3 separate regions of the Mus musculus genome follow, and regions 2 and 3 are each linked to region 1. Evidence: chromatin loops called from intact Hi-C (ENCODE). Cell type or tissue: heart. All regions are shown on one strand.

Region 1 (8,000 bases):
AACCAAACAAGCAAATGATAGGTAGATAGATTGATAGATAGACAGAAGAGAAAAGTTTAAAATAAAGAATTTAAAGTGACATTAAGATTACCTTATAGAATTATCTGTTTGTGGCTACTAGTGTGTTCTCTGCCCCTTTCCCCAAAATTAGGCGTGACACCCCAATTCTACAGCTAGGTATGAGTAGACACTTGCTGAGGCTCTGTCTTCTGTACAGTTCTCTAAGAAGTACCAATGAACTCTCAATCCCAAACACATAAATGGCATTTCTTCTCCTTTTCTCCTTGGTTCTTGGGGTTGAATCCAGTATTTTTCTATTACTAAACTTTGTCTCTGAGCCACACCCCAAGCCCTTATAATTTAGAGTCCTCTACTTGAGATCCCCATCTTTAAAAGAGTATTTAAAGAAGTACTTAAGACAAAAAGAATACAAAATGTCTGATTGCACAAAACAGAACCCTAACCACGAAATGAACCATGCACTCAGATGAGTAAAGCAAGATCAGATCTGGCTGAGGAGCTAGCTCAGCGGTAGCCTGCATGTGGGAAAGCTTAGGTTCAATTCCTAGTTAAAAAACAATCAGGGCTCTGTCACTCATGAACCTTGAACAAATATTTACAGTTTCTAAACCTCAGTTTTCTGAGCCTTAAAATGACCATAATCATAGTACTCAGCATACAGGACAAATTTTGATTATTTAAAATTATTCTTTAACACTGACCCAATCATGTAGAAAGGGCCTTGTTACAGGTCAACATTCATTATTGACATCTGTACATAATTACAGAACAGGGGCTCTAGAGACAGTTCAGCAGCTAAAAACACTGGCTGCTCTCCCAGAAGACCTGCATTTGAGTCCCAGCACCCAAGTGGCAGCTCACAAGTCTATAACTCCAGTCCCAAGGGATCTGATGCCCTCTGCTGGCCCCTACGGTCATTGCATGCACATGGAGGCAAATCACATGTACACATGAAAAAAAAAAGGAAAAAGTTTTTTTGTTTTGTTTTTTTCTTTTCTTTTCTTTTCTTTTTAAGATTTTTTTATTATGTATACAGCGTTCTGCCTGCATGTATGCCTGCAGGCCATAAGAGGGCACCAGATATCATTATAGATGATTGTGAGTCACCATGTGGTTGCTGGGAATCAAACTCAGGACCTCTGGAAGAGCAGCCAGTGCCCTTAACCAATGAGCCATCTCTCCAGCCCAGAAAAAAAGTTTTAATGACAACAATTCTGTAGCTGACATGTAATCCACTCATCTTAAGACATCAGTGAAGTTCTGAGGAATATTCATTACTTTCTGGTTCAATCTGGTTGGTCTTTTTGGGTACCTTATCATTGCAGGCCAACACACAGGACAGCAGCTCCCACGTCATGCACTTCTCAGGGTGGAGTTCTGTGAAGAACATTCATGTTGCTATTTACCACCACCAGTGCTCAGCTCTACAGTTATTTCTACCTTGCAAAACTGAAACTCTATACCTTTAAAACTGAATTTCCCCATTTTCTCCTTCCTCTCAGCTCCAGGCAACTTATATTCTATTGTCTATTTGTGGAAGTCTGTCTGCTTTTTAGACTTGATTTGTGCAGAATTTTATGGTATTTTTTTCCTTAGTGACTGGCTTAATGTCTAAAGACTCTTATAGCAACTGTGAGAATCTCTTCCCTTTTGAAGACTAAATACTTTTCCACTTTGTACACCTACCACACTTTGTTCATCTATTTCTCTATCTGTTCACACTTGGTTGCTTCCATCTTTAGGCTATTATGGATAATTCTATTAATATTAGTGTGTAAATATCCATTATCCATTCAGATATACTTTCCTGTCTTGGTGTATATACCCTGAGGTAGAACTGCATTATACAGCATGGGATTTTTTAAATTCTTACTCTTTTTTTCTTAGTGTTCTATGATACCACTGTTTGGGAGATTTACACACCAGGTATCATTTGATTTGTCCTTAGTTTCACAGGTAAACATGCTGATACATCTCTTCAAAAAGCAGAAACAGATCTCCTTCCTTCCTTCCTTCCTTCCTTTCTTTCTTTCTTTCCTTTTTTCTTTTTTTTGGGTTTTTCGTTTTTGGCCTTTTGAGACAGGGTTTCTCTGTGTAGCCCTGGCTGTCCTGGAACTCACTCTGTAGACCAGGCTGGCCTTGAACTCAGAAATCTGCCTGCCTCTGCCTCCCAAGTGCTGGGATTAAAGGCGTTCGCCACCACGCCCAGCCAGATCTCTTTTCTTAAGCCTAGCACACAGCCAAGCTGACCTGTGCACTGTAATGACACAGCAGGATCTGCTCAATTTCTCCCAAGACCCTCCCAGTGACAAGAGGACTCTTCTGCGGCCTTGGTTTTAGAGATACCCTTTCTGTTAGCTACCAGGAGTAGTTCTGTAAGAACTTACCCTCATTGACTCTGTCAGTGAGAGAATGAGAGGCTCTGACTTCTCCGTACCATGCACTTCCATTAAGCAGGTGTGCAAGTAACGTGGGCAAGGCAACTGGAGTACAATTGCACACAAGTCTTGGTCCCCTGGGCCTAAGCAGGCTAAAGTGGCACAGATTAGGACTACAATAAACAAGTCTGCAGGAAATACCTTTCACACTGTAGGAAATTTGGAAGAACCCAGAGCAAAACAAGCGACCCCTTCTTTGGTCTACCATGCAAACAAGCATTGTCAGTTTGGTAAATACCCTCCCATTGGCTTTATAACCACCGGGATTGCTAGCCTCTTGGTCTGTCTTGACTTTCTTTTTATGACAGTAGGACTTGGGATAGTACAACAGAAATATATTTCTGGACCATGTGTTTCATTAATGAATACTTAGCATTCCAAGGATTTTTTTTTCTTTCCCTTGTGAGAGGGAAAAACAAAACAAGATATGAAAACACTCTGTTGATCTGGTCCTAAGGGCAAGCCAGCTGGATTGCACACACAGAAAATACAGTTGCTGCCACCTAAAGGAAACATGCTGAAAGTAAGAGAGTTGGTTTTTAAAAATAATTTTAAAATGTATTCTTTGATCATCTCATGTATTATGACCACACACACCCTTCCCTCTTCCCCTAACTCCTGTCAGATTTTCTTTTTTTTTTTTTAAATAACCTGCTGAGTCCAATTAATGTTCCCAGTCTAGGCATGAGTGTAGGACCAACCACAGGATCATGGGCAACTGCCAGAGGCCACACCCCTAAAGGAATCTGACCCTCTGTCACTTCAAGGCAGCCATCAGCTATCAGGGGCTCCTCAGCCAGGGTTGGGGGGTCTGTGTGCCTGCCGCCCCCCCCCGCCCCCCCATCTGCTGAACTGTTGGCTGATGATGAGCAGGCAGCCACAGCCACCCTGAGTTCATAGTGCCAAGGTCATGTTTAGAAGACACTTGTTTTGGTTTGGTTTTTTTTTCTTTTACCAAGGTTCTTTTTTAAAAAGTTCCTTTAAAATTTTTATTTTAATAGTATACTCACTAACATAGACTTTTAACTGACAAAATAGCATGCAGTGAAATATGAGACCATGCCTGTCCTGCCTTCCCCTCCACAGCCTCCTTCTCAAGGCCAATCAATCTCTATGAGCAGTTTCTTGGGTGTTTGACTATGCGGCCCCCTGCTGGTGGTACTGTTTTATGACTTTGTGGTCCCTTTGACCATGGGGTCAGGCAAGTTGACAGAGGTCATTGGTAGCAGGCCCTTGAAGCCGATACCAGCTTTGAGTTTCAGCTGTAGCTCTCTTGACTTTCTGTCTACTGTAGTGGCCAGTATGACCAGCTACCAGCTTCTACTGTAGTGGCCACTGTGACCAGCTACCAGCTTCCACAGCCATAGCCTGACGTGCTCCTGCTGCCAAGCTTTCTCCACCATAGTGACCTATAGTCCCGGGAAACCAGGAGCAAAAATGCGACTTTCTTCCCTTGAGTTACTGCTGTCAGAAGTCTGCCACAGCCAGAGGAAAGCCCCTGGTGCACTGAGTCTCTTGTGTTTGTCTGTGCTTTGTTTTCATTATCTGGGCATATACCATGCCAGCATATTGGGATGATTGATTTGAAGAGTGTTTATTTACATCATATCCTGTTTAACTAAGATGTGACGAACCAGTCTTTTTGGTTATTGCTGTCTGTCTGTTTCGAGGTATAGTCTCACTGTGTAGCCCAGGTTGACTTCAAGCTTGTGATTCTCCCATCTCAGTCTCTTTGAGTGCTGGAAATATAAATGAATAGCACTATGCCTCACTCAAATATTTATGTTATCTCCATTTTCCAACTTCTTCTCCAGTGATAAATATAATGAAGTCCTTTGTACATGATCTTTGCATATGTGTATAGGCTATGATTCTAGAATGAAAATTATTGAGATTTTTTAAATTTCTTTTCCCACTCCAGCTCTCCCTCACTTCTCTTCCCCCTATTTTCCAGAACAGTTATGAAATATTCATTCAGTTTAAAAGCTGGAGAGATGGCTCAGTCGATAAGAACACTTGCTGCTCTTCCAGAGGACCAGTGTTTAGTTCCCAGCACCTACATTGGGTATCTCACAGCTGTCTATAATTCTAGTCTCAGGTATCTCACCCCTCTGGCCTCTAGGGACTCCTGCAGTCCAGGAGTCACCCTCACGGGGACAGCCACATGTATACACACACACACACACATACATATAATTAAAAAGAATACAAATAAATCTTAAGAAAATCTAATGACATCTATCTGCTGTTATTCACCACTGATGCATGCAATCATATCTTCTTTATACAGAGTCTGCTTAGCCTGACATTGGTAATTGTTAATCTTCTAATCTAGGATAAAGAGATATGGAGACGATGGTCAGTAGGTACATAGCCACAGTTAGACAGGAGGAATCAAGTTTTACTTTTAAAATGTTGAAATATTACAAAGCCTGGTGAATAATGAGAAAACATCAAATGCTCTTACCGCAAGAAATAAGGCATTTGAGATGCTAATTATAGGGGGTTTAATGGTTGGTTCCTCATTGTGTTTTTAAGTCATAATGTTACTTAAATTTGTTGATTTGGTTTTTATTACCTATGTGTCTTGCATGTATGCCATGTGAGTTCAGGAGCCCACTGAGGCTGGAAGAGGGCATTGGATTCTCTAGAACTGGACAAACCAGGTCTTAAGCCTTATGATTTGTGTGCTGGTAACTAAATATGGATCCTCTGAAGAGCAGCAAGTGCTTTTAGGAGCCAAGCCATGTCTCCAGCACCACATAACATCATTGTGTACCCAATAAATACATGCAACTATAACATCAATTTACAATGATAAAAATAGAAAAATTAAAACGAGGGATGTCTATTCCCTCCCCACTTAATAGTTTATTAGGGTTTTTGTTTTGTTTTGTTTTTGTGTTTGTTTTTTGAGACAGGGTTTCTCTGTATAGCCCTGGCTGTCCTGGAATTCACTTTGTAGACCAGGCTGGCCTCGAACTCAGAAATCCGCCTGCCTCTGCCTCCCGAGTGCTGGGATTAAAGGCATGCACCACCACGCCTGGCTTATTAGTTTTATTATATTATTTTACAATCACCTCTTCCCCCAAGAAATTCAACATTTGGCAAATTATTCATCATAGTTTTCCCTCAAATTTGGCAACACATGAAGTAAATATCATTTCTACTTTTCTCCCTAAACATCTTCATTATACATTTCTACTGTCTTCTGGGAATATTGCTTGCTAGATATGATAGACATTTCTGCGGCAAGATACATTTCTCTCAGAATTTTGAGAATGTGTAATTCTGTACTGGTATTGAAGAGTTTGGTGCCAGTGAGATTGATTATCCTCAAGTAGCATGTGATCTGTTTTTATTATTGTTGTTTGTTTGTTTGTTTGTTTGTTTTTTCTGGAACTTTTGAGGATCCTCTGAGATCTGAAATCTTAGGGTGGCATGCTGTAGAGCATGCAGCAGACATGGAGCTTCATGAAGTACATCTTCCCTCTGAAGTACAGAGATGCTGTACAAAAGCCTGTCTGTTCTGTGTGGTGCTTCTTAGCTCTTGCTCCAGGAAGAAGCTTGTGACTAGTTCTTTCCAATAGAAAGTATATGGGCAGAACTGATATATACAATACAAGTTCAAGTGGTAGGACTTGGACTGGAGGTAAGCACCAGGGATGCCCCTAGCTCTTGGCACAGCATTGACTTGGTTGTGTCTGTACATTCACCCTGTCTTCTGTTTCAGCCCGGTGCCTCATTACTCATCTACTTGGTGACTATATTTGGCCTCTGTTGACAACTGACCATGTCTTCACACCCTCTGGTTGCTATTATCTCTGCTAAATTGCTTTTCACCCATTAATTTGCCATCTTCTAATAATTGTCAAAATCTTTTTCTATTTCCTCTCTGTATTTATGAATCTTCCATTCTTTAACTGTTGCTTGGAGGAGCTTGGGTGGCTAGGGGAGCATGTTAATTGACCTGAGCTGTTGTGACAAATAAATATAGAAGTAGTGGCTTAAAGCAACAGCAAGTTAGGCCTGGAAAGATGAGTCGGTGGTTAAGAACACTGAGATGGGTTGGCTGCAAATGGCCCCTGGAGGCTCACATACATGGACTCTTGGTCCCCAGCTGATGGATCTGTTTGGAAAGCAGAGAGAAGTGTCGTCTTGTTGGAGGAAATGTGTCACCACTTGAAGTTTCCATTCCCAGTGAGTTCTTGATCTGGTTGCTGCTGTAGACCAGATGTAAGGTCTCAGCTACTGTTCCCTCACCGAGCCTTCTTGCCTGCTGCCACCCTCCCTGCCACGATGACCATGGACTCACCCTCCGAAACTGTAAGCAGCCATTGAATGTTTGCTTCTGCCAGTGTAGCAAACGCTAAAACTTGGAGCTCCAAGAAGAGAAGAGCAATAAATGAGTAGAGAAAGACAAACAGACTCTTGGGGTCTTTTCCTGATAAAAGAGAGAAACTTTATTTTACATTTTGGTCTATTTAAAGGACAGAACAGAGTTACTGAGTCACTGGGAGTGTCTGGCCTCATTTAGAGCATTGGAGGTCATAGGGCTCAAAGATACCTCATGGACACTCTTCCCCGAAAAGCACAGCTACAGGCATTTTTTCTTTGGCTATCAGATTGCCCTGAAGTATGCTTTAGAGAAATGAAGGCCAAGGGGAAGTTTAACTGAGTCACAGGTTCTCCTTGAATTCAGGCTTGCCCTTAAAAGGAGATCTTTTACAGACCATTTTCACAGCAACATTTTTCTCCGTTACCTTTGCTTGTGGTATTGTATCAAGACAATAGAAAAGGAACTAAGTTAGAGCATAGACTGCTCTGACCAAGGGCCCATGTACTCATGTCTGGAGGCTCACAGACATTGTTACTCTAGCTACAGGGGATCTAATGCCCTCCTCTGGATTCCAGGAGCACCTGCACTTAGGCATACCATTCCCACACACAAAGAAATAGACACCAATTTAAAAATAAAATAAATCTTTTTTTTTCCCAGCAGAAACTTGTTCTTGCAATTCTGAAAGTAGAAGTGTGAAATTAGTTTTATTTGTCCAAATCAAGGTGTTGACAGTGCCTCATGCCCTCTGAATCAGCAACAACCACTTGCCTGACAGGAAGTGATTTGGGAGCATGTATTTTAACTCATGGTTTTACAGTCCATCATGACACAGAAGGCACAGTGGCAGGAACAGCTCAAGATGGTGGCAGTAGGAGTTAGGAGCTGTGTGCTCCCTGGACCAGGAGCCAGAAGGAGCGCTGCAGTGTGGCTGTTAGCCTTACCTTGCATTAGCTTCCTCTTCTTAAAGCTTTTAGAACCAATGCCACTGTTTGGGACCAAACACTGCTAGGTTGTGGGATACATTTTACAGCCAATCCATAGCATCACTTGAGGCTTCAGGGGAGAGCACTGCCTCGTATCTTCCAGTTTCTGGTAGCTGCTGGCATTCCTTGGTTTGTGGCTACATCACAACAATTTTCACCACAAAGCAACATTGCTTCCTCTTCTAGATGAGTTCTAAAAGGATACTTGTGGTTTTG
Region 2 (8,000 bases), 60 kb before region 1:
GTACTGGAGAGACGGCTCAGTGGTTAAGAGACTGACTAGGTTCAATTCCCAGCAACCACATGGTGGCTCACAACCATTTGTAATGGGATCTGATGACCTCTACTGCTGTGTCTGAAGACAGGGACAGTGTACTAAGATATAAAATAAATAAATATAAAACAAACATTTTTATGCCGTTAGAAATGGGAAGAGAAAAGCAGACTCATGTAGCAGTAAAGAACCAAAGACTCAACATTGTATTCACAAATATCTCTACACCTTATATTTTTTGAGACATTAGACATTATTTAGCAGTAGCAGGGTTTTGTTGCTTTTGATGAGGATCTAGGCTATAGGTAATACTTTAGCTGTTATTTTTCAAGGACAACATTTTCTTTTCATCTTAATGTTATAAAATGGCCAAGCTAGTAAGAATCAATGAGACAACAAACACAAACATAATAAAGCTTACTATATCTTGTTCTAAAACCATTTCAGTTATTTTATTGAATTAAAGAATTAAATGTCACATTTAATAATGACTATAATTATCATGCTGCTTGTTTGAGGTACATATAGTAATCTTTCCAATATATACACTTCTACTTAAAACCAAACTAAGTTTGTATAGTTTCTTTAAATATAGAACCTAAAAAATTTAAGTATCAGTTCTCATGACATCGAAGAAAATTCAATCCATTCCCCCCTACAATGAGTGTCCAACTTTTGACACTTCAACATGGCACTGTCATCTATAGATGTGTTGGGATGCACATAGCTATCCTCAGACATATTAGCCTACAGACATAACACACTTGAAAAGACACTGTCAATTAACCCTAAGATGCTGTACAGCTTCATTGTCCATTTTATAAAGGGGGGGATTCTTTATTAAGGACAAATACATCTACTCCACCTGTCTTTTATTCAAAGATTATTAATTTACAGAAACAGGAATATTTAAAATTTTAAAAAAATAGAAAGCAAGAAATATCCAGAATTGACATCACAGAGAATTCTTTGAACTTTATACACTAATACTAATTCCAGCTGACATACTCCATAATCCCACTTAATACACTTTTAAGATATTCAGTATGGCACGTGTTTTTTTACACTGTCAACACCTCAGGATCTCTTCCATCCTAAATGCATAGTGTACCATAGTGTAACAATTGCCTGGATACATGACTGACACTTTAAAAAAAAAAGTTCAGCAAACTTTCTCTGTAAAGGGCCAGGTAAATAAACATGTTAGATTTCATAAGCCATAGTCTTATGTTGCAATCATTCAAAAAAAACTTTACTTGTAAAACCTGGCAGGAGGCTGGATTTAGTCCTGTAGAATAATTTAATAAAGCATTTTTAACAGCAATTAATGTTTTTCATATTATAATTTAAGTTCTGAACCAAGAATGTTAGCTGCATGTTCATTTAAGCATTACTAATATATGACAGATCACTTTGGCTCTTTTTCCACTTGGGGACAAAAGAATTCAATGCATTTGGTATATTACTAGGAAAATAATGGAACAAAATCAAAAGAAAACAATCTGATCAGCAATGGCAAATGTAGGAGATATAGAACATGCTACAATCCTGGCCAAGGCGAAAACCTCTTGGGAGAAGCTTCTGAAAACGAATCCTCCCCTATTCCCTTTGATACTTTGTATCAAGACAAGGTACTCAACTCATCCTACAACTAACCAAAGGAAAAAACCATCTTAGTCTAAGCTAATGGAGAAGGCCCCAGGCCAGAGTTGAGAATTTACTATTACTTTCACTCAGTGTATCTTAAATGATGTAAAGACTCAAAACCTTACAAATTCACTTGTAGCAAATCTCTTATTTAATTTCAACTTTTTAAAAGTTAAAAGAAACATTTAAGGTCCTGAAAGCCAATAATAACTAAGTTTAGAAGTAACTAAAATTTAGAGAAAAAAAAAATCCTCTAGAATATCAATTACTAGTAGTACAATTTATAAAGTTAGTTACCCCCCACTCTCAGAGAAAATACTAATGTGGTACTCCTTTGTACTGTATGTAAAACCGTACCCATGTCCACCCCACCGAGGGGACTGGATCCTATTAGGTACGCTATCACTGACCTCTATCTGCTGCCCTGTATTTATTTATTTTTTTATTTTGAGATGGAGAGCTAAATTGTCCAGACTGACCTTGAACATGCAATCCCCTGCCTCATCCAAGGGCAGCTAGGATCATAGATTTGTACCACAAGGCCCAGTTTAAAACATTCTTTCAATACAGTAGAGCTTTTGTTGTTGTTTGTTGTTTTTCTTTCAAACTGGAGGAAAGCTAATTCTCTCTGCAGAAAGGCAAAGAACTATTTCAGGTTTTGTAAGTCATATGGTTTGCCATCATGGCTCAAGAGAAGCCACAGACAAACAATCAGCATGGACAAGTTCCAATAAAACTTTTAAGTTTTTAATTTTGGGATTTTCAAAACAGGGTTTCTCCATGTAGCCTTGACCAACCTGCCCTCCCTCACCGCCTATCTTTGCCTCCCAATCCCTGTTGGGATTAAAGGTATGAAAGGCCACCACTGCCTGGCCAATAAAGCTTTATTTACAAAAATGTGAGCAGGCTGGATTTGGCCTGCTGGGTTTAACTGGCTAATACACAAAACAGTTCCCAATCTTTCCAAGTAAATTAACTTTACTACTCTATTATTTCCAATGTAGAGAAAGCATAAAGAAAAGTAGTCAGCACTGTCTGGTTATATCACTCACTAGATGTACAAATTTAGTGACAGTGTTTACATACATAAAACTTAATACATATAAATTTAGAATTATACTTAAAAGGTCAACTATAAGGAAAAAGACAAAGCTTACTCATACACAAATTTATAGCAAATACCTACTCAACAAAACTATGTTATTTAAAGGTATGGTGGCTTATACCTTTAATCTCAGCATTCTGGAGGCAGAAAACCTCAGTGCATTCCAGGCCAGCCTGGTCTACATAGCAAGGTATAGGACAGCCAAGGCTACCCTGACTCAATACAAATAAAAACAAAAATTCTAGTTATTTTAAATTGGTGAATTTGCAAGCACTGTTATACACATTGTTGTTTAGTGTGGAGAAAACCCATATAACCCCCACCTTTTCCACTAATCTGGTTACTAGCTAGAGTCTACTATTAAAGACAGAAGAAATTAATCACATAGACAACTATTCCTTTCTAAATAGTTTCCAGGTTTAAAAAAAAAATACATATAAATGCTGCTATAAATAATAAACCTGTTTCAAAAGACATTCTATGCTTATGTGTGTGTGAGATGTGTTTACAAATTTTTACTGAGAATTTGCACTATACTTTAGAAAGGAAAAAAGTAAACCTAACCACTAATCATAAACCAATGTACTTACACAATCAATACTTCTGAAAATTAGTATAGCAAATTCCATTAATTTCATGGTGTCTTAGTCAGGATTTCTATTCCTGCACAAACATCATGACCAAGAAGCAAGTTGGGGAGGAAAGGGTTTATCCAGCTTACACTTCCATGTTTCTGTTCATCACCAGAGGAAGTCAGGACTGGAACTCAAGCAGGTCAGGAGGCAGGAGCTGATGCAGAGGCCATGGAGGGGTGCTACTATACTGACTTGATTCCCCTGGCTTGCTCAGCTTGCCAGGGGAAGCAAGGGGCCCTCCCCGCTTGATCACTAATTGAGAAAATGCCTTACAGCTGGGTCTCATGGAGGCATTTCATCACCTGAAGCTCCTTTCTCTGTGATAACTCCAACCTGTGTCAAATTGACACACAAAACTAGCCAGTACACATTGAGATGATGAGAATTTGAAATATATAATATACTTGCTGTTTAATATAAGTAATCCCATGTCAAGGTTTGCTACAGCACAACCTTATACTAACAGACTTGAGACCCATAGATAAGAATAGGGTATGCTCATCCTTGCAGGAACACTACCTGCCACATTCTATACACAAGGCAATTACTATGAAAAATGGGCCATGGACAGGACTGCAGAGTTTTGGGCATGAAGACAAGCCTTTTACTCTATGACTTTACATATTTCTGGGTGTTATAACTTTACCAATGTAGTACATGATTTTTTATAATTTTTAATGATTTAAAATATACATCCATAAAAATACTAAGAAACACATAGAAACTTAATGAATGCGACAGAGAGGATAGCTGTAAAACACACGAGAGATAGAAAAGAATAACTCTCTGAGGTCAGACTGGATGAGCTTCCTATTGGAGTCTGAAGTCAGGGCTTTCCCAGAACACCCTCTAGTGACTCCTATGGTCTAGAAACTTAAAATAACCTTATAGAGCAGCAACTTAAGCCAGCTCCCAATTCGGGATGTCAACAGGGTAGAGTAGTACCAGCCAACTTTTGATTTGCAGGGAGCCCAAGTCATTCAAGAGTGATTTCCTATTTCCCAGATTGCAGCAATAAGAGACCCAAGCTATCCAAGAAGAGTGACTTAATCTCCCAGGCTGCACCAATAACAGAAAACTGTTGCCTATACCCTACAGATATGCTTTAACAACACAGCTCAGCCTTCTCTACCTCAATGGAACAATATTTTAAAAGCCCTGGTCCTTAGGGAAAAAAGTTAAGATTTGCCACCCTGTTTTTAAATGGCTCAATTTAAAGTGTGTTAAGTTTTAAGTGAAAACTCTGAACTCTCATCATCACTCAACATTTCAGATCTACTATACTAGACTGCACATAATTTTATATTAAGAGATTGAAAAAGTGAAAATAAGTCTTCCAACCAGTCACCAGAGATTAAAAACCAGTTAATAAAAATACATTCTGCTCTTGGGAATGGTGAAGCAAGGAACAAAACTCAGTTGGTGCACCTATCTCCCATCCCCCCTACCCCCAACTACTAACAGCTACTAAGAGAAGGAGACAGCAAACCTGTTGTCCCCACCCATTACACAGAAATGCTGCAATGAAGCTGTGTAATTACCCAGGTAATCATAATCCCCACAAAATTAAGATTCATGTGTTTTTTCCACACAGCAAAATCTATTAAATCTACTCTACAAACATCTCTTGAGCCCCTCCTCCATTCTCTCCCGTGTGAAGCTACAGATGAGCAAATGAGTTTGTAGGGCCCACAGAGGGCAACTCCTCCTCACGCAGACAAGCTAAAGACTTCCTAATGACTACCCGAGTAATGTTCCAAAATACAGTTTTCAAAGGGATCTATGCAATGAAAGCCACTGTGGTTCTTTTCACAGCATACTGACAATCTGAAAAGGAGTCTGCATTTTGTCATATTTGAAGAAATTATTATTATGAAAGATAAAGTACACACTGGTGCAAGTGACAGAATTCTAAAGATTAAAAAAAAGCCCGCAATCCTAAACATTAGGCTCTCTTTTCAGATCTGATGGGGCAGTTTTGGCAAGCAGATTAAGCCATTATTTATGCAGCAAAATGAACAAGGCAATTGTTTATTCTGTGCTTCGTCACAGTCTTATAAGTATTCTATTAAAAAAAAAAAGATGCTCGGTCAACAATAGATTGCAGTGTCCAAGTATTCTTTTATCACATAAACCCTTGTTATCTTCGGCTTTTACATTTACATCATGCAAATCTTGGTGCCTCCGCACAGCCAACCGGGCATCTCCCTCACACCTCTTTTTACAAAATCTCAACTGTACTTTAAAAAAAAAAATTATAAACTTGACCTCTTAAAACACATTTCCAATGAATAACCACTCTTCTGGGGAGGGAGGAAAAAAAAACAAAACCACCCAGAATCCTGGCAACGTTTACAGAAACATCTGTGTAGGAACGGACTATTCAACTGAAATAACGCACTACTCCCTTTCAAACTTGGCTGGGCGATGGGAGTTTGGGAGCCCCGAAAGGCAGAAAAGCTGAGTTTCCTGGTGGGGTCTGCTCACTGTGCGCCAGGCGACTCCGCGGTGCGGGCAAGCCGGGGGGCCCGGAGGGCGCGGGCCGTGACTGCAGCCCCAGGTAAGGGCGGCCGGGAGCCCGGGCCTGGCCTCGCGGGCTTGCGCGGCGGGACCCGGCAACGCGACGGCCTTTCCGCGGCTCGCGCGTCCGCACGCTCTCTAGTAATCCAACACCCCGACTTTCAAACGGGAGGCCGGGGGAGAAGTTCTAGCCTCGCGGTCCCCGTCCCCGGGTTGCGAGAGAGCGTGCGACCTACGCTCCATGCGGCCCCCGAGGGCGCGCCGACCCGAGCCCCGGGCCCAGTCCACGGCGGCGGGAACCCGCACCGCCCGACGCACGGGGCGGCCAGGCCGACGGCGGACGGCGCGGCGGGAGACTCCGGGTAAGTGGCGTGGCTCAGCCGTTAACGACCACGGCGCCTCTAGGGCGGCCAGGCGCGAGTCCGTCTGTGAGGCGCGCCAGGCCCCGGGCCGCGGCGCCACAGCCCGGCAACTTCTGGCCGCCACCTCAGCGCCTCGGCGGGGAGAGCGGCCCCCGGGGCCTGGGACGGGGGAGCGCGCCGAGCAGGGCTTACCCCGAAAATGAGTGGCTCCTTCCCTGCCCGCCGCCGGCTGGCTGAGGCGCGGCTCGGCGGGGGCGTCGTGGCTGGCGGCGAACGAGCGGAGAGTCGGCGGTGCGAGCCCTGAGCCGCCTGAGAGAAGACGCGCCGCAGCCGCCGCAGACAGCTCGGCAATATGGCCGCCCGGCGCCTCCTCGGGGGGGAAGGCGGGGCCGCCCTGCGCCCCCTCCTCCCGCGGGCCGCCAGTGGCGGGGCGAGGCCGGGGCTCGAGCGCCAACCCCGCGAGCGTGTCTCCCGGCCGCCCCGGGCGGAATCGAGTGGGCCTCAGCCGGGGGTTGGGGGGAGAATACGCGCTGCGGGGCCTTCGCGAAGCTTTCCCCGCGGGACGAGGACGCCGCGGGCCAGCCCGAGTCCGAAGCCCGCAGTGAACGAAGCGGAGCCGCGCGGCCCGAAGCTCGCCGCGCGCCCGCCGCCTGCCCCCGCCCCGCGAGTGGAAACTTGAAACTCCCGCTGGTGCCAGGGAACTCACGGAGGGCGTTTCCAGCGCCCCCGAGGTGGAGCTGTTCCCGGGAGGAGGGGGGATCCCCTCGGCAGCCGCTCCAGGGTGCAGTTCGGTGCTAGGCTGCAGGATCCCGGGCTAGGAGAGGGAAGTGGGCCCAGTGTTTACAACAAAAAGAACATTAATGTGTGCAGGTTTTTAACCAGCTAGAAAGGCTGGTTGGTTTTAAATTTTGCAGTGTTTTTAACTTCCCTCAAAACGCCAGTGGGTATGACCCTATAATGCGATCAGGTTTTTTGTTCTTGTTGTTAGCAGGGATACTCCTTCCTTGGCGGTTAGAAGGAGTAGGCTGAGAAAGGAAAAAAAAAGTTGGAAGTAGGGCCCAAAGAGCAGCCAAACCTAAATTATTCTAGACTTGGAAAAAGTTACCAGTCTGACCATAGTCTCACTGTATCCACTCGCTAGAGAGAGAGACCGAGGCTGCGTTCTGGTGGGGTTACCTCGGTGCTGCCTGCCCTCAGTACTTTCTGCTGGGATTTAGAGTAACACTTGGTGCCACTTGTACACACAGCAATGGTTCAATCCTTACCTGCCTACCGCGTTCCGTTTACTCAATACCTCTTTCGTAAACGAACTGTCAATACAAATATAACGCGAATGTACGTAATTCTTACAGGACAAATACGCCATCTTTAGGGAAGCCTTAGACTTGCCTTTCCTGAGACAGTAGCTCTTCCAGGGACTCTGCAGATCCTTTCTCTGAGCTTCCTCCTCAGTGAGCTACCACCTTCACCCTCAAGAGACCTCACTAAACAATTAAAAAGCCCCCAGAGACTCCAGGTTAATCTCAGAAGTCTTTAGATTGCAAATTCCTCAAGGATGGGAACCAGCTGTGTGCTTTGTAGCCAAAACAGGTTTAGGTGGTTCTCTGAGACCACCAACTGAATACTTGTGGACCCTCTCCCCACGGGTGCAACAAAGATAGGGACAGTAAAAATGTCATGGGAGTCCCAAGTAGTACACTA
Region 3 (8,000 bases), 300 kb before region 1:
AACAGAGGAATGGATACAGAAAATGTGGTACATTTACACAATGGAGTACTACTCAGCTATTAAAAAGAATGAATTTATGAAATTCCTAGGCAAATGGATGGACCTGGAGGGCATCATCCTGAGTGAGGTAACCCAATCACAAAAGAACTCACATGATATGTACTCATTGATAAGTGGATATTAGCCCAGAAACTTAGAATACCCAAGATATAGGATATAATTTGCAAAACACATGAAACTCAAGAAGAATGAAGACCAAAACATGGACACTTTGCCCCTTCTTAGAATTGGGAACAAAGCACCCATGGAAGGAGTTACAGAGACAAAGTTTGGAGCTGAGACAAAAGGATGGACCATCTAGAGACTGCCATACCCGGGATCCATCCCATAATCAGCTTCCAAACGCTGACACCATTGCATACACTAGCAAGATTTTGCTGAAAGGACCCTGATATAGCTGTCTCTTGTGAGACTATGCCCAGGCCTAGCAAACACAGAAGTGGATGCTCACAGTCAGCTATTGGATGGACCACAGGGCCCCCAATGGAGGAGTTAGAGAAAGAACCCAAGGAGCTAAAGGGATCTGCAATCCTATAGGTGGAACAACATTATGAACTAACCAGTACCCCCTGAAGATCGTGTCTCTAGCTGCATATGAATCAGAAAATGGCCTAGTCGGCCATCAGTGGAAAGAGAGGCCCATTAGTCGTGCAAACTTTATATGCCTCAGTACAGGGGAACGACAGGGCCAAGAAGTGGGAGTGGGGGGGGGAGCGTGCGGGGGGGGGGGGGACTTTTGGGATAGCATTGGAAATGGAAATGGAAATAAAATAAATACCCAATTTAAAAAAATTAACTAAAAAAAAAAGAACCCTGCTGCTTCCAGATCCAGATTGTGCCCTCCCCTACCCCTCCCCACTTCCCTCCCCTACCCCTCCCCACTTCCCTCCCCTACCCCTCCCCACTTCCCTCCCCAACTCCCATGGCAACACAAGCCAGGATCCCACCATGGTCTCAGAGGACAGTTCCGTGTCCTAGTCACCTGGTGGAGGACTGGTGTTTGCCTCAAGCTCAATTCTTTCAGGGAATGTTAGGCTCCTAATTGTTCAGATGTTCACAGGTCAGAGCACATAGCATAGATGTAGCCTTTCTCCTCTCTGCCACCTACTGACCCACACGTGACCCAGAAGCCATTACCTGCAACGACCCTGGGAGCAGGAAATAATAGTTTTTAATTAATAAAGCTGGTAGCCTGGTAATGCTGTAGAGGAGGTGGGAAGGGGAGAGGAAGGGTGCAGAAGTTCTTCATCAACTTTGAGAAAACAAACAAGGTAGCGTTTGTGTTCCTGGGTTCAGAAGAGAGAACAGAGAGAAGAGGAAATGGCACGCACTGAGTGTCTACCATGTTCCATGCACTTGTTAAGTTATTCAATGTTTTTAAGTGACGTAGAGCTATTCTTAACCTCTACCTGGTGAAGGATTGCCTTAGAAAGATGGGCAAGAGAGAAAACAAGAGGAAAATGGCTCTCCAACCCCAGCATGGGCAGAAGTCTTGCTATCAACTAAGCCACCACAGTCCTTACAGCTTTCAATTTTTTCTAAAGAGCCTGGCACCAATGTTCACTTTAAACAAGAGCCAACAATTGTTTAATTAGGAAGCTAGAGGGATAGCTCAGCAGCATTCCCTGGTCTTTCAGAGGACCAGGGTTTGACTCAAAGCACCCACATGGTGGCTCAGAACTATCCAGAGCTTCATTTCCATGGGATCTGAGTCTCTCTTCTGGTCCCTGATGGCACCAGGCACATATGTGGTGCACATTCGTATGTGTAGGCAAACACTTGTACACATAAAGTTTGTAGAAATTATTTAATCAGGCAATTATATAATGTCCTTTTGAAACATTAAGAACATGGTGGCATGTATGTTTAATCCCAGCACTTGAGAGGCAGAAGTAGGTGGATCTCAGTGAGTTCAAGACTGGCCTGTTCTACATCGTGAGTTCCAGAACAGCCAGAACTATGTAGAGAAACCCTGTTTCTAAAATATATATTTAGAGAAAATATATAGACTTTTATATATCGCAGAGATATACACATAATATATGTATCACAGACTATATATTTTCTAAGGCATACAATTCTTTTCTTCTCGACATATAATTCTTTAAAAGTGAATCTGTGTTGGTAATGTTAAAGCCAAAATCTTTTAGTAAATTTTGCAAACTATGAATATGAGGAAGCACAAACGACTTCCTTAGCCAGTCCACCTCCTGCTAGGGCTTTCTCCCCCTGCCTGGTGGTAAATTACATAAGTTATGAGGGAAGAAAGACTACAGGGGAGCAAGTTTGTATACATTAACATGATGATAATGTTTACTTCTGCACAGGGGGCTTTTTGGCATTTAATAATTTTTATTTCACTTACCTGTTTTTCACAATAGTTATGTATTGCTTGGGTAAATGAGAAAGATAAACATAAGAAATAAATAGAGAGCTAATGTTAAAGAAAAATGTCATTCAACCTTCTTTGCCCATAGCCTAGTGTCTGAAGAAAAAAAGAACTGCAAAATTTTGATTAAACAGGACACAAAACACACACATACACACACACACACACACACACACACACACACACACACCAGAACACAAAAAAGAAAAAACACAAAAGAATAGGTTCAAATCAGTAATTTGGCTAATGAGCCCATGCCAGTCTACTCTCAGCATAGCTCCTTTACTCTGGACCACATGGCTTTCGCATGTGTCATCCTGGGTGAGACTGTCTTATCCCCCATAGTCTCCAGTGTTTCTCCGGGTCCCAGTCAACATGTTGCCTCCTCAGCTTTGCCTGACCAGCCCACGCCTCATGAAGAGTGAGAGCAGTCACACCGCTGTGTGCCCTTCTTGTCCTTAGCCTTACTGCCCTGACTCAGCCCCTGCATTGCTGCCTTCACTGGGAAATCTGTCATGACTTGCCCACACACACACACACACACACCTATGTGTTTAAGGGTTCTTTGCATTATCTTTTCTTCCTTTCTCAGTATGACACAAGATCTATGAAGGAAAGAAGATATCCACCCTCACAGTTGTGTCTCTATCTGTCACGTGGTTAACACTCAGCACATATGTAAATGAATAGCCCAGCACAGGACACAGAGTAGTCACCCCATTTCTTGGGTTAGGCAATGACAGGGGTGACTTGTCGTAAGCACACAGCCAGAGCGCAACTTCAGTCCTTTCATTTCAATCTGAGATTTGAGTGGGACTGCCTTCCAGTTAGGCAACATTAACACTCTGGATAATCCCTGTGCCTCTACGTCTTCATCTGTAAAGTGAGGGTAGGAAAGAGGAGAAGATATCAAGATTGCTAAGAGGATCGGATGTGTTACGATGTAAAAGGGCTTAGCACAGGTCTTGCTTTAGAGTGAACATTAGATGCCCCCCCCCCCAAACACGTATGTCTTAAAGGTTCGATCCTCAGAGTGGAACTATGGGGAAATAGTAGACGTTTTAAGAGAGGTCTGGCTGGAGGCTTTAGGTAATTGAGGGTGTGTTCTCAAGGGGACTACGGCATGCTTGTCTCTCTGTCGCTCAGTTGTAATGTAGTTAGAGATCACCACAGAGCTGCTACCATGTGCAGCGCCTCATCCACACAGCACAGCTGAGGTTCATCTCTTCAGAGACTAACTCCAAGACTAGGGGCCCAAATCAGCTTCTCTAAGTTTAGTGTCTCAAATCAAGCTTCACTGTGCAGGTAACCCCTGGGCAACTCTACTGAACTCAGCACATCAGCTAAGGTCATCCCACAATCTGGGCTTGTTTGTTTTTTGGTTTTTGTTTTGTTGTTGTTGTTGTTGTTGTTGTTGTTGTTGTTTTGGTTAGACTTGGTTTGTTACAGTGGTTCCTTCTCTTTTCTTTTCATACCGTTTCTTTTCAAAACCATAGGTGTTTCATGCATTCTTTATAGTATAGAATTCTAAAAATATTTTTGGAAAAGACTGTTTTTAAGTCACCTTAAAGCAATTTGAATTGTAAACTGCGGTTTACCTCCGCCCCTACCTACAGGCTAGGGAAACTCCTTTTTATCTCACCTTCTCCACACACTGCTCCACAGTCTCTAAGGAACATCTTTACCTGACAGAGAGAATTGCAGAAAGTCAGAGCTGTAGTTCCCTGAAGAGATGGTAATCTGCATAACTTTTCCAGCAAAGGAGAAATAGCAAAAGAACAACCTAAAGATAAGGACAAATGTTTGGTGTGAGGGAGCCGTTGTGAAATGGGACGCTGAGGGCTGGTGGACAGAATGTTACTGGCTCTTCCTGACCCAGAACAATCCAGAAATGAGTAGCCTGACTCTGTTGAGCAAACTTCCCTAAACAACTTTCACTTCTCCTCAGAGCTGGAAATGTAACGGCTTCAACTCCACATTAGGAGATCCAGAGAGTCTGATGCAGTTCTAGTGGGAAATATCTCATCCCGCAGAAAAGACGCAGGTTGCTAGGAGATGGCACATCTTGATGGAAGCTCAGCTCGAGACTGTTCTTAATGAGTCTATGATGCATTGAGCTCAGAAGAACCAGGGAGCTTTACAGTACAGAAGATCAAGAGAATGGAAAAGGAGATGGGGACAGCCAAAGTAAAGAAACAGACGTTCCACCACAAGGTATCTGAATGGCTCTTTACCCAGGTCCCTTCGAAGAGCCGTGGAAGTGGACCTGTTCCTTCGGTTCTGAAGACACCTTATGAACACTTATGAATGTTGTTACCAAGTTTACCTGAAAACTTTACTGAAACCCTGTTTCTTTCTAACTTTCTTCATTCTAACTTTTCTTCATTCGGCAAGGCAAACTCTGACCACTAGATGGCACTGCTCCACAGATTTGTAATGAAATGGCTTCAGGCTCCCACACTTGTATTTATGACTACAAAAGTGTGGTTTTGCACCTTTTCTCTTAGAAGCATTGATCGATCGTCAGCCCAATAATCTTGCCTTCGTAGCCTGCTTTGTGTACTCTACTGGCTTTGAAGCTGTGAAGTTGGAAAGAGTTCTGTGCGCGGAAATGTGTCTCTCCGAGATACATTTACAACAGTCGCGCCTACCAGGCTGCAGAGATTACCTCTAGCAGTGGGGACCTGAATCCTCCCTCGTAGTTCCTGCAAACAGGTCAGAAGTACGGCCCTCTTCTTTCCTCCAAGGGGAAGGGGTGAGGGGATGCATTTCCAAAATATTCATTGGATGTTAGTTTACAGAAACACGGAAGCCCAGTACCTTAAATTTTGTACTGGCTAAGATTTGTATCTCAATAATGTGTCAAGCTGGACAAAACGTGTCATATTGGCACCCACAATAAATAAAGAAAAGAAAAAAATAAGAAAAATTTTTGGAAAATAAAATGAAAAATTTCTGTTTCTGTGAGCACTTAGGTATTTCAAGAAAACGTGATTTCTTTAGTTATCTAAAGCTCCCTGAACAAATAAAAGTACAAAACCAAATCAGAGGAAAGGGGAGAAAGCGAGCTATCTACAGGTCATGAGACAGGAGGGACAGGAGGAGTACTACACTCCGCTGCAAGTTTTAAGGTAACAAATCCTTGCGGGGCAGTGGTGGTGCACGCCTTTAAGCCCAGCACTTGGGAGGCAGAGGCAGGTGGATTTCTGAGTTCGAGGTCAGCCTGGTCTACAAAGTGAGTTCCAGGACAGCCAGGGATATACAGAGATATATTTATTTAAAATATATATATATATATTTGTGTGTATTGTAGATTCAAATCCAGCTGTAAGAAATGATGCTGAGGTCCCTTGTATTCTGCCTACCGGATTCTCTAATACTCGTACCCGGCAAAAAAAAATCCTTAATAAATATCAAATAAATATTTCCATGTTCAGTGTTGGTTATTCGGGTCACTTAAGAGGCAAGGAAGGCTTTCCCTGCTGTGAACTCCCTTTGTAAACTTTATAAACTTTGCAAACTTTGTAAAGCTTCAAGGCAGGAAATGGGGGAGAAGGCTGAGGAAATCCAGCAGCCAAGCCCCTCCCCCAGACCTCCCTGTCAATAACTGTCACAAAGATCCCACCCCCACCAGAACCCCTAAATAAGGGCTGTGCTTTGTCTAATTCCCTGCGCTATCTGTTCCCTCCCAGGAGCATAACCAGCCACTCCTGGATTTGTCCCTCCTCTCCCTGAACTCTCCAATCAATCTCTTTTTATGAGATTGGCTGCCTGGTGTGACTATCTTATCAGAAGAAGCCAAGAAGCAATGAAAGGAAGAAGGGAAGGAGCAGGGCTGAGGCTCCTGAGCTCCTGAGCTCAGTTAGGGATGCCCTCCCCTGGGAGCCTGCACCGTCTCTGCTGAGGCAGCTTCCTCCCAGAGCTGGCTGGTTCCTGGGCTCCCATGTCTCAGGATGCCTTTCCACTGGGACACTGTTCCACCTCGGAGCTGTAAGGTTCCTGGGCTTCAGAGTCCCAAGACACCCTCACATCCGATCAGAAAGGCCAACATTTAGAATTCTTATTCATTCAGGAAATTAAACGTCTTCTCTACGCCAAAAATTGGTATGATCTCAGGTGCTAAACGGGGGGTTGTTGCTGCCTTTTAAAAACGTTTTCTACTTAAGCTTTTTATTTGTGTGTATTGTAGATTCAAATCCAGCTGTAAGAAATGATGCTGGGGTCCCTTGTATTCTGCCTACCGGATTCTCTAATACTCGTACCCGGCAAAACCAGGGTACGCCAGCGCAACCAGGGTATTGGAACGGTACAGGTGTGTCTGTGCCAAGAGCTGCTGTTGACGGATTCTGTTACCATCTTTCTCTTGAAAACGTCACAATCCCAACCCCCCAAACATACACACACACACACACACACACACACACACACACACACACACACACCTCATTCCTAAAGCATAGTTTTGCTGAACAAAGAGTTCTGGGTTAAGAGTTCTCCCTTCTAGGACATGAAAATTGTACCACCTCTGACTGCATCGTGTCGGGAAGGGTTGTCAGCTTGGAATTAGTTTTTCCTTGTGAGTGGGAGGTGGAGTCGACCTTTCGCTGATGTCACGTGTCCTTTCGCTTTCTTTCAGCAGTTGACTGTGAAGTGTCTTGTTGGAGATTTCTTTGCATTTACCTGTTCAGGATCTTCCCAGCTCCTTGAACCTGTACAGCTTACCTTTTTAACCAAATAAAGCCTCCAGCTGTTACTTCTGTTACTTTCCATTCATGCCTAGTCTCTATTCCTCCATAATTTCAACAATATAAAGTTAAATACTTAAATATCCCACAGGCCCCTGATGCATTGTGTATTTTCTCATTCTGTATTGGCTCTATTACTTAGGATGGGTAATTTCAATCTTGTAGCTCTCTGCATCTTCCTCTGTATGTATCCACTACATATGGATTTATTTATGCCAGATACTCTAGTTTTAGCTCCAAAATATCTATTCTGTTTTATTTTATATTTTACACTTCCTGGGTATATCTAGTGTTGTATCTTTGCTTCAAGTGTGTGGGAGTGGGTGTGGGTGTGTGGGTGTGTGTGTTTAAGATTTATTTTATGTTTAGGAGTGCTCTATCTGTATGTACACCCATATGCCAAAGAGGGCATCAGATCCCATTACAGATGGTTGTGAGTCACCGCATGGTTGCTGGCAATTGAACTCAGGACCTCTGGAAGAACAGCCAGTGCTTAACCTCTGAGCCATCTCTCCAGCCCTCAAGTGTGTTTCTAACTACTCATAAATCATTGTGATTTTCACAAGCTTTTAAATCCTGACCAGATAGGAACCCCAACATATCTGTAGTCTTAGGCCTGGTGTCTGTTGAGGACTTTTTTCTATTCAGTTCATTTTCTTATCTCTACTCATGGTTAGCTATTTTCCTGGCTGAATACGAATTCTAAATGTTGGCCTTGCTGCTTAGATGGGACTTAGATTGTGAGGCTTGTGTTGAGATTCTAATTTTTTTTTCTTCCGTTTTTCCAAGGCAGGGTTTCTCTGTGT

What was found. A loop is a pair of places that touch in the nucleus more often than their neighbours do. Peaks named below come from ENCODE experiments on the same cell type or tissue, not always from the same donor. Only the 100,000 strongest peaks of a DNase experiment are listed, where the experiment ranks them.
Region 2: a loop joins it to region 1, with 3 times the contacts of the local background. A loop is called at or near these places in 15 of 42 quality-filtered maps.
Region 3: it touches region 1 in a loop (8-fold over the local background); 27 of 42 quality-filtered maps call a loop at or near these places.

Annotation. Positions count from the first base shown.
Region 1 is chr9:51,986,630-51,994,629 of GRCm38, reverse strand. No RefSeq gene overlaps it. Among named protein-coding and RNA genes, the nearest start is that of Fdx1, 27 kb to the right of the region's middle. In heart, CTCF peaks have their summits at 933 (motif pointing left), 2,968, 3,613 (motif pointing left) and 7,352 (motif pointing left); no DNase peak of the experiment used is centred here.
Region 2 is chr9:52,046,924-52,054,923 of GRCm38, reverse strand. It overlaps Rdx (radixin), which reads right to left and starts at 6,983. Exons shown (of 14, transcript NM_009041.3): 1 at 6,492-6,983. It also overlaps the pseudogene Gm6981. In heart, CTCF peaks have their summits at 53 and 7,046; DNase peaks (open chromatin) are centred at 6,153, 6,733 and 6,853; H3K4me3 peaks cover 5,232 bases; H3K27ac peaks cover 3,561 bases.
Region 3 is chr9:52,284,418-52,292,417 of GRCm38, reverse strand. Gm25562 (a small nucleolar RNA gene) reads right to left here and starts at 1,219; the gene lies at 1,087-1,219. In heart, a CTCF peak has its summit at 4,856 (motif pointing right); no DNase peak of the experiment used is centred here; H3K4me3 peaks cover 486 bases; H3K27ac peaks cover 647 bases.